Regions from separate parts of the Mus musculus genome. Here region 1 is linked to region 2. The links are chromatin contacts, found by POLR2A ChIA-PET in ENCODE. All regions are on one chromosome and are shown on one strand. The core of a region is the stretch at or near the end of the contact, and the rest is flanking DNA. Distances in the headings are between cores, read along the strand shown. Region 1 holds the start of Tspan17 (tetraspanin 17). Region 2 holds the start of Rnf44 (ring finger protein 44).

The links. ChIA-PET counts read pairs that join two places held with the same protein, here RNA polymerase II (POLR2A).
Region 1: POLR2A ChIA-PET joins it to region 2 with 13 read pairs in embryonic stem cell. The contact joins the promoter of Tspan17 here to the promoter of Rnf44 in region 2. POLR2A ChIA-PET finds 5 or more read pairs at or near these places in 3 of 5 experiments (Patski and embryonic stem cell).

What each region holds. Positions count from the first base shown.
Region 1 is chr13:54,786,225-54,790,727 of GRCm38, forward strand. Tspan17 (tetraspanin 17) reads left to right here and starts at 3,181. Exons shown (of 8, transcript NM_028841.3): 1 at 3,181-3,457. The coding sequence starts at 3,371. Eif4e1b (eukaryotic translation initiation factor 4E family member 1B) reads left to right here. Exons shown (of 7, transcript NM_001033269.3): 5 at 395-508; 6 at 625-764; 7 at 1,061-2,235. The coding sequence ends at 1,172.
Region 2 is chr13:54,685,739-54,689,998 of GRCm38, forward strand. It overlaps Rnf44 (ring finger protein 44), which reads right to left and starts at 2,070. Exons shown (of 11, transcript NM_001146026.1): 1 at 1,756-2,070.

The DNA.
Region 1 (4,503 bases), core at 1,931-4,430, 100 kb after region 2:
CCACCATGTGGCTGCTTGGATTTGAACTCGGGATCTTCGGAAGAGCAGTCAGTACTCCCACCTGCTGAGCCATCTCACCAGCCCCGAGAAGCATGCTTAATTAAGTCCTGGGTACAGAGCAGACTAGGCTCTGTGCAGAGGAAGCTTGGTGTCTACTTTCCTTTAAACCAAGGGAGGCTGGGCGTGGTGACATACATACGCCTATAATCCCAGCACTCGGGAGGCAGAGGCAGAGGCAGAGGCAGAGGCAAGCGGATTTCTGAGTTTGAGGCCAGCCTGGTCTACAGAGTGAGTTCCAGGGCAGCCAGGGCTATTCAGAGAAACCCTGTCTTGAGCAACCAAAAAAACAAACAAAAAAACCAAAGGGAGGCGGTTGATCAGGCTCTCCCCACAGGAAGGCATCCTGCCCATGTGGGAAGACAACAGAAACAAGCAGGGTGGCCGCTGGCTGCTCAGCATTGACAAACAACTGCGCCACTTCGAACTGGACCGTCTGTGGCTGGAGACGGTGAGTGGAGGGCAGGGGAAGAGATATAGGCATGGGTCTCAGGAGGTCTCAAAGCTGGTGGGGTGGACCCTATATCCAAGCCGGGGCACTTACTGTTTGTTCCTCTCGGGGCTCAGTTGCTGTGTCTGGTTGGGAATTGTTTTGAGGAATACAGCAGGGAAGTGTGCGGTGCTGTCGTGAACATCCGCACGAAGAGGGACAAGATTGCCCTGTGGACGAGTGAAGCAGAGGACAAAGCCGGAGTGATGCAGATCGGGTGAGAATCCTCCCCCGGACCCTGGTGATACTGGGGGGCTGCAAGGGAAACCTCTGGCACCCTTCAGACCTGCTCTCCCTTCTTCCTCACCCACTTGTATAAAAGAAGTAGGAATTTAGACCCAAACTGTTTTTAATTAAAGTTGTCAGTTTCACTGAGGGATTCTATGACAGGTACTGGTCTATGAGTAAGACATGTAAAATGGGTGAGGCTGGAGCTGGAACCAGGGAGATATATCTGAACAGAAGAACTGGGCCTGGGTTATGTCTGCCATTTTACCCTGTCTCCAACATTAGGCAAATATACAAAGAGCGCCTGGGCATCTCTACGAAGACCATCATTGGGTACCAGGCCCATGCAGACACTGCTGCCAAGAGCAACAACTTAGCAAACAAGTTTGTGGTGTGAGACCGGTTTCAGCCACTACTCAGTGGGCACCCTCATCTTGCTGCTTGATGGACAAGGAAGACTATACTGCACTGTGGATTCTGGGGCAGGGCTTGGGGGAGGCAGACAGCCTGGTTCTTTACCTCTCTTGGAACATGTATAAGCACCACTCCTTAGATAAGGTTTTACCTGTTGCCCAGGTTGGCCTCGTATTTGTGGGCTTAAGCCACTCTCCTGCTTCAGCCTACAGACCTGGGACTGCCACAGCTCATCACTGTGCCTGCATCCATAATAACTTCTTCAGCATGTTTTGGGCTCAGGCCTCATGGCAGCTGGCCAATGCTTATAAACTACTCTCAATCGCTAGCCCTGTACGTGGCCATTTGCCAAGGGCAGGGTAAAGCAAAGTCCTGGCACAACCCTGCCAAACAAGGACAGGAGACTCCTGAGGCAGGCTCTTCTGTCTTGGGAGGATGGTTCCAGGCCACTGATATTAAGGGTTAGGAGTTCAGTTCTCTGTGAGCTTAAAGGCTGATTATGGGGTTACCCTCATCAGATCTGTAGCTTGGGTACCCATCCTAACACCTGTTCCTTCCCTGGACCAGTTGTGATTGGGTTCTCCCTCCCTCCCTCTTTCCCTCCCTCCCTCTTTCCCTCCCTCCCTCTTTCCTTCCTTCTCTCCCTCCCTCTCTCCCTCCCTCTCTCCCTCCCTCCCTCCCTGTCTCCCTGCCTCCCTCCCTCCCTCCCTCCCTCTCTCCCTCCCTCCCTCTCTCCCTCCCTCCCTCTCTCCCTCCCTCCCTCTCTCCTCCCCCCCCCCTTCAAGTATGGACTAGGTTAGAGAGGAATTTGTGTAAAGACAGGTAGGACTGGGAACTGGGAATGCCCTGCACAGCCTTCCCATCTGAAGACAGTCCTATGGATTCTGTGTGTCTCCTCCTGCTGAAATGATGGATGGATAAACCTTCATGAGTGAAGAGATTACAGTGGTAGTTAGGCTTCACCGTGGTCTTGTTAGGAGGGATTCACTTGATGCTGATGATGCTTAAGGCCCTTTCTGTATCTAAATAAACACTTCTGGAACAAACTTGGAATCTAAATATTTAAGATCAGACGTACCTAAACCTGCATCTGCTCTGTCCTGTTTTGCATCAGAAGGACTCTGGTGAATCCCAGGTATCAAGGCAGTCAAGTAGGTATGGGACAGGGCGACCATAGGAATAGGCAAAACAGAACAGGCGTGGCATGGCACGCCAGCCTGTTTGTATTCAACTACACTGTGTGTGAATGCATGGCACTGTTCATTGGTCCCACTATTCCCAACCACTTATCCCTGGGGAGTGGACTCCTCTGGTTCTTGAATCTTAGACTGGAGATCCACTGTAATTATTCACACTTGGCTCACCAGCTTTGCCAGTTGGCTCATCTGGGGCCTCTGGAGGACTTGGGGAACTTGAGAGAAGCTAACTGGAGGACGGACTTAGAGAGGAGACGGGGACTCTTCAGAGGTGGGGGTTGCAAGGGGTTGAGTGTGACTGGGGTGTAGCCAAAGCCTGGCCCAGAGGCAGGGTCTTGGGGAGAAGTGAGACCTGTGGACCATAAAAAAAAAAAAAAGACGGATGTCTTGGGCGTGGCTCCAAGAAGGCCGACTGTGGCTCAGAACTGAGGCTGAGTAGGGCGGAGCTCCAGGAGGACTGAGGCCGGTTGGAGGCGGGGTTTGGGGCTCATCAGAGGCGGGACCCGGTTTAGAGGCGGAGCTCGAGAACAGAAGTTAGCTAGGGCAGAGCCTTGGGCGGGGCGTAGGCGGGACTGCGGGAGGACAGCGGCTAGGCATGGGCGGAGCCTGAGAGGATTAAGCCCGGCTGGGGGCGGAGTCGTGGTTATGGGCGGGGCCCGTGAGGACTGAACTTGACTGGGACGGGGTCGTGGGCGGGGCTCCAAGAAGACCGAGCCTTGCTGGGGCGGGGTGTGGACTGACACTGTGGGCGGGGCCGGAGCGCTGTTGGAGGGCGGGGTCGGATGAGGGCACCGCACTCCGGGTGTGGCTGTCCGAGCGCCGTGGGCGGTGCCACAGCGGGCGGGGCAGCCGGTGAGCTGTGTGGCTTTGACCATGAAGCCGCAGCCACCGGGCTAGGCCCGGGGCTGCTCCAGGCCTGGGCGGCCCGCAGAGGGCTGGGCCGGTCACCGGCTCGGGTTCCCGGGACGGCAGGTGGCCGCTCACCATGCCCGGCAAGCACCAGCAATTCCAGGACCCTGAGGTCGGCTGCTGCGGGAAATACTTCCTGTTTGGCTTCAACATTGTCTTCTGGGTGAGCGCGAGTCCGCTTCTCGCTCTGCGCTGAGGATAGGGGTTAGGGAGTCTCAGTTGCTGGTGAGGGAGATCCCGTCTCAGGAGCTTGCGACCAGGGACTGTCCCCCACCCCCTCCACCCCGATGCCCCGTCCCCAACTATTCTGGGGAGCTACTGGGATAGCTGGGGGGCGGGACCCAGTCCCAGCAGGAGGTGCTGGGAGTCTCTCTTTGCAGCCCCAAGTTTGGGCGAAAAAGGGGGCGGCGTTTGCCGGAAGACTGCAGGGGCGCGGTAGTTGCGGACCAGCCCCGCCCCGCCTCCCGGCCACTCCAGCTCCCAGCATGGTGCGGTGAGGTTCGCGAGGCTGGGTCCTAGCCCCGAGTCTACCCTACAGACGCTCAGAAGCTTGTGAGCCAGGAGGTTAGGAGAGAGGAAAGCCAAGGCCTCTGCCTCTGCAGGGAGAGGAGCTCCAGTTGAGAACAGGGAACTGTCCCTTGGGAACAGAATTCAGCATTCCATAGCTGACCAAACAAACAGAGGCTTCCTTCTGTGTGGCATCTGTGTCCTGGTCCTGCCAAGTCATCTTTCTCTTCTCCCTCCCCCATCCTATCGCCAAAGCCGGGCTGTGCTTGCTGTCCTTTATGCCAGGCCTTTCCCACTTGCATTCAGCAGGATTCAGCGGCTCTGTTCTCCACCCACGAGCCGTCGGGTTTGCCCTGTGGTGGGTGTCCTTGGATGTCAGCAGTCTTCTGTTCTGTAGGGTGTGGGCAGCTACAGGGAGCGCTGGCCTGGAAGTCAAAGGGCCTGAGTGTAGCAGGCCTTGTCCAGAGGCTTTTGGGCGAGCCTCTTTGCTCTCTGGGCTTTAGCTTTCCAGCCTTGGAGGAGCCAGTATTGGAGTTTATCCTTCTGGGTTGTTAGATTAAACGAGAGTTTTTTGTTGTTGAGACAGGGTCTCACTCTAGCCCATTCTGGCTTGCAATTTGCTGCAGTTTTCCTGTCTGAGTTTCTTGGGTGCTGGGATTACAGGTGTGAGCCATCACACCCAGCTTAGTAACACATGAATTC
Region 2 (4,260 bases), core at 820-3,319:
CACACACACACACACACACACAACCCAACTGCATTTGCTCTCCCTCCTCAGTCAGAAAATGGGCCTTCTCTCCAAGATACCCTGACACATAGGCCCCCACTTTTGAGATTCCAGGTCAGGGAAAACTCAAATACCTGAAACAAGATGCCTGGCCTATCCCAACCCAGCAGACAGAAGGACATCTAGTGGGAAGCAATGGAGCCAAAGGTAACAGCATCACCCCCAACTTCTTGCCAGGGTCTTAGGCCCATCACTTCCTCTCCTTGAACTTCAGATTCCTCCTCTGTAAAAATGGGAACCTAAGAACGATCTCTCAGGGACCCATCAAAGGCTACTTTAAAGGGAAGAGAAGAGGCAGCCTTAAGTGAAGGCCAGCTGTGGTGTGAATGGTTGGCCTCCTCCTGCACCCCTACCCTAGGTAGACACAAGTCCCTAAGCGCTAAAGGAGGCACGAGCATGGTGTCCAGCAGTGTACCTGAGGAACAGAAAGGTGGTTCTTTAACTCCTGCCAGAAACTAAAGTGGTAAAGAGGGGACACACCCATTTCAGTTACTGAAACCCCAAGGACTTGTTCTAGACCACGGGGAACACAATTGGTCCTCCTGGCTGGTTCCCTAGACCCAAAGCCCCAGTAGTCTCAATGACAGTGGTCGGAGGGAAAACTACAGAGTACTTCAGGAGCCACGTGTGAGATGTAGTATCTTTATGCGTGAGTAGTGTCCCAGAGACGCAAGAGTGACTGAGCTGGACCAATCAACACACTCAAGGTCAACCAGCACCACTGCTTTCCCACACCTCTCTTCACTGTACTGCTCTCTATCCATAAAGTTTGTGTAAACTCCCCTAAGTCTATCTCTTGTCCCCATGGGTCCACAACCCCGCCAGCCAAGTACAGAGTCCCAAGCACACATTCTAACCCTTGAGTAGAGTCGAATAGGGTCGGTTTGCAGAAAGATTCACTCCCTCTAGCAGACGAGCAGGCTTAGGTGGGAATACAAGTTCCCCTACCCTACATGCTCGCCGTACCTCCCTCTAAGTAGGAGCTTCCCAACTCCCACAAAGGCCGAGGAGGCGATTTAGGGCGGAACCACCACACCTTGGCCAGCTTAGACTCCCTGGGTGACCTTGGTTAAAGAACCCCTTTAGTTTCGGCTAAGCCTTATTAACAATAGAGACTGAAATCTCCCCAGGGCGCCCCTAAAAAAGCCACAGACAAGAAACTAGGTGTTCACATTATGGGGAAGGAAAACAAAGTCCCAGAGGATAAGGCTCCTCCCCAAAGCAGGCCGTGGGGCTCCAGCAGTTTTCCAAAGCTACCCCTCCTTGGGGATGGGACCGAAGCTCGTACACCTGTCTCAGGAGGGGCCTCCGTTGTTCCCCTTACTCCGTAATGCCGCACTCGGAGGAACACTGAGGGGAAAAGGCAGGCAGCACCGCTGGGGCTAGAGCGCTGTGACTTTAAGAGCCGAGGATCCCGGACCATGTGCTCGGCGTGAGACAAAAGCAACAACAAAGGAAGTGGCGGCTGCAGGGGGAGGGGTTGGCTCCTTCCCCTCCACCGCAGCGCTCTGCAAGGCAGAAGAGCGGCCCGGACTAGGTAGCCGCAGGCAGCACCTGGCCCGGGGGCCCCGCCGCCGTCTCCCACCACTCCCTCAGCCCGGGATCGACGCCTACGAGGCCGGCAAACAACGCGTCCCCGAGGGAGCCGTAGTTCCGGGGTGCGGGTCCGAAGTTAAGAGGCCCGGCCCGACTCACCGGCAGCCGTCCGACCACACGCGGGCTCCTTTGTTCGCGATGCGGGGTGCGGACGGTGAAGCGCCCGCTCCTTCGCGAGCCTGCTCTGTCTTCCGCCTCCCCAGCCCGGGCCCGAGAGAAGGGCGGCGCAGGACGCAGCTGTGCTCTCCGGCGGGCTGGCCCTTTAAGAACTGTCCGCGGCGGCCGGATGGAACCAGCCCCACGTTTTGATTCACAACATTCGGATCGGCGGGGGCGCGCAGCGCGGGAGGCGGCTCGCGGGGGCGCGCCAGGACGCGCAAGCAAACAGTAGCGGCAAGAGCGGACACCCGCCCCGCCCCGCAGGCCCCGCCCCGCAGGCCCCGCCCCGCGCCGCGCGTCGGCCAATCGCGTCCTGCGGGCGGCACGTGACTAGCGGGTCGCCATCTTGAAAGGCTGGCTAAAAAAGCCTCTTCGCCCCCACCTCATACTTCAAAGCCCACAAGGCCGAGTCGCAGGTGATGAGCGGTGCGAGCCCAGGTACGGGGACCGTGGCACGCACTAACAGGTCAAGGTTACCTTCTTAGGGCCGCGGCCTCTGTGGGGCACGCAGCCTCTCACGCAGCCGAGGTGAGAGGACCGCTCTTAGCTCGGCAAGCACACTTCCCGGAGATGACGTCACCACAAGCCCGGCAGGCCTGCGATGACCTCATAGCTCACCTCGCCTCTCTACTCGCTCGCTTTCTGTTCCGTTAGACGGCGCCTTTAAACAGCTGGGACAACCCAGGGCTGAAGAGACCAATGACTGAGGAGCCATGCAAATGATTTAACGTCTCCTGGGTAGGGGGATTGGTCTTGCGCGTGCTGACGTCACAGAAACATCTCGGCACCCCGCCCCTAGCGCGGCCCGGGAAAAGGGGTGGAGAGGCTCTAGTTCAGCTGAAGTGGGAAGAGTTGGGATCTCCTGAACCAGGCCCAGGGAGGTTTCTGCAGTTTAGTTCTCTAAGCTTCTCAACGACTGAGAGCCTAGGGATCAGGACAAGCAAGCCACTGTACCGGAAAGAAGAGTCACTCCTCCAGGACCGGCGGATCAATAGTTCGAGAACAGCCTGGTCTACATAGCTACAGAGACCTTGTCTTCAAAATACAAGCAACAAAAATATCACACACCCAGATAGTAACACAGCTGAGGCGAGAGAGGGGGCAGACGTCGGTGTCCCCTTAGGATGCCCCCCCCCCCCCCGGCCAGGCAAACATACAAAGTGGGGTATGGTGTGTCTGCATCGATTATATAAGCAGAACATCACCATTACCTAAAGCACTCATGTCTACTAGGCCGGTCTGTAGTAACTGGACTACTACAGAGTCCACCAACCCAGAACAGGATGTCAGTAGAAAATGGCAACATTTGTTAAACCTCTGTGGCTACAGATGGGTGACACTCTGTACTTTGTGGATGCATCCCATAATCCCAAATATTTAAAAAACAAACCAATTTACTAACAAGGTGTAACAATATTATCAATTTCAACTGAATATTGTATCAGCATACAGTGGGAAGTGATTTGGGAAAAGACACAGGAATTCTCATTAGGGTGCACCTGTTCAGGAGGGCAGATTTGTTTTTTGAGACAGGGTTTCTCTGTATAGCCCTGGCTGGCCTCAGAAATCCACCTGCCTCTGCCTCCCAAGTGCTGGGATTATGCCACCACTGCCCAGCAAGGAGGGCAGATTTTTAAATTTTTCTTTGTATTACTATTGTTTTTGTGTGCTTATAAACATAATCTCCTCTATCTCAGGCAGCCTCAACTCTTGATCCTCTTCCCAAGTGCTGAGATTACAGGCATTATACCACCACTCCTAGTTTAAATTTTTTTAATTTGGTAACTGTGTATTTGCTTTTAAAAATTCTAGACAGAGGGCTGGAGAGATGGCTCAGCGATTAAGAGCACTAGTTACTATTCCAGAGAACCAGGGTTCATTTCCCAGCACCCACAGGGCAGTTTACAACTGTCTGTAGCTCCAAGGAATCTGACACCCTCACACAGACATACATGCAGGCAAAACACCAATACACATAAAATTCTATTCAAAAAAATTCTAGCCGGGCGTGGTGGTGCACACCCTTAATCCCAGTACTTCGGAGGCAGAGGCAGATGGATTTCTGAGGCCAGCCTGGTCTACAAATTGAGTTCCAGGACAGCCAGGGCTATACACAGAAACCCTGTCTCAAAAAACAAACAAACAAAAAATTCTAGACAAAACTGGGTGTAGTGGCCGATGCCTTTAATCCCAGAAACTGGGAAAGGCAGGTGGCCTCTGAGTTAGAGGCCACCCTGATCTACAGACTGGACAGCTAGGGCTACACAGGAATCTTGTCTCAAAATACAAATTCTAGACAGTACAACCCACTGAATAAAATTGCCAAAACCTATAAAACAATATATCTTAGGCTTATTTTTAAAGGACTTTATCATTTTATGTATATGTATGAGGGTGTGTCTGCCTATATGTTTGTACAACTCACAGGCAATGCTTGTAAGGGCC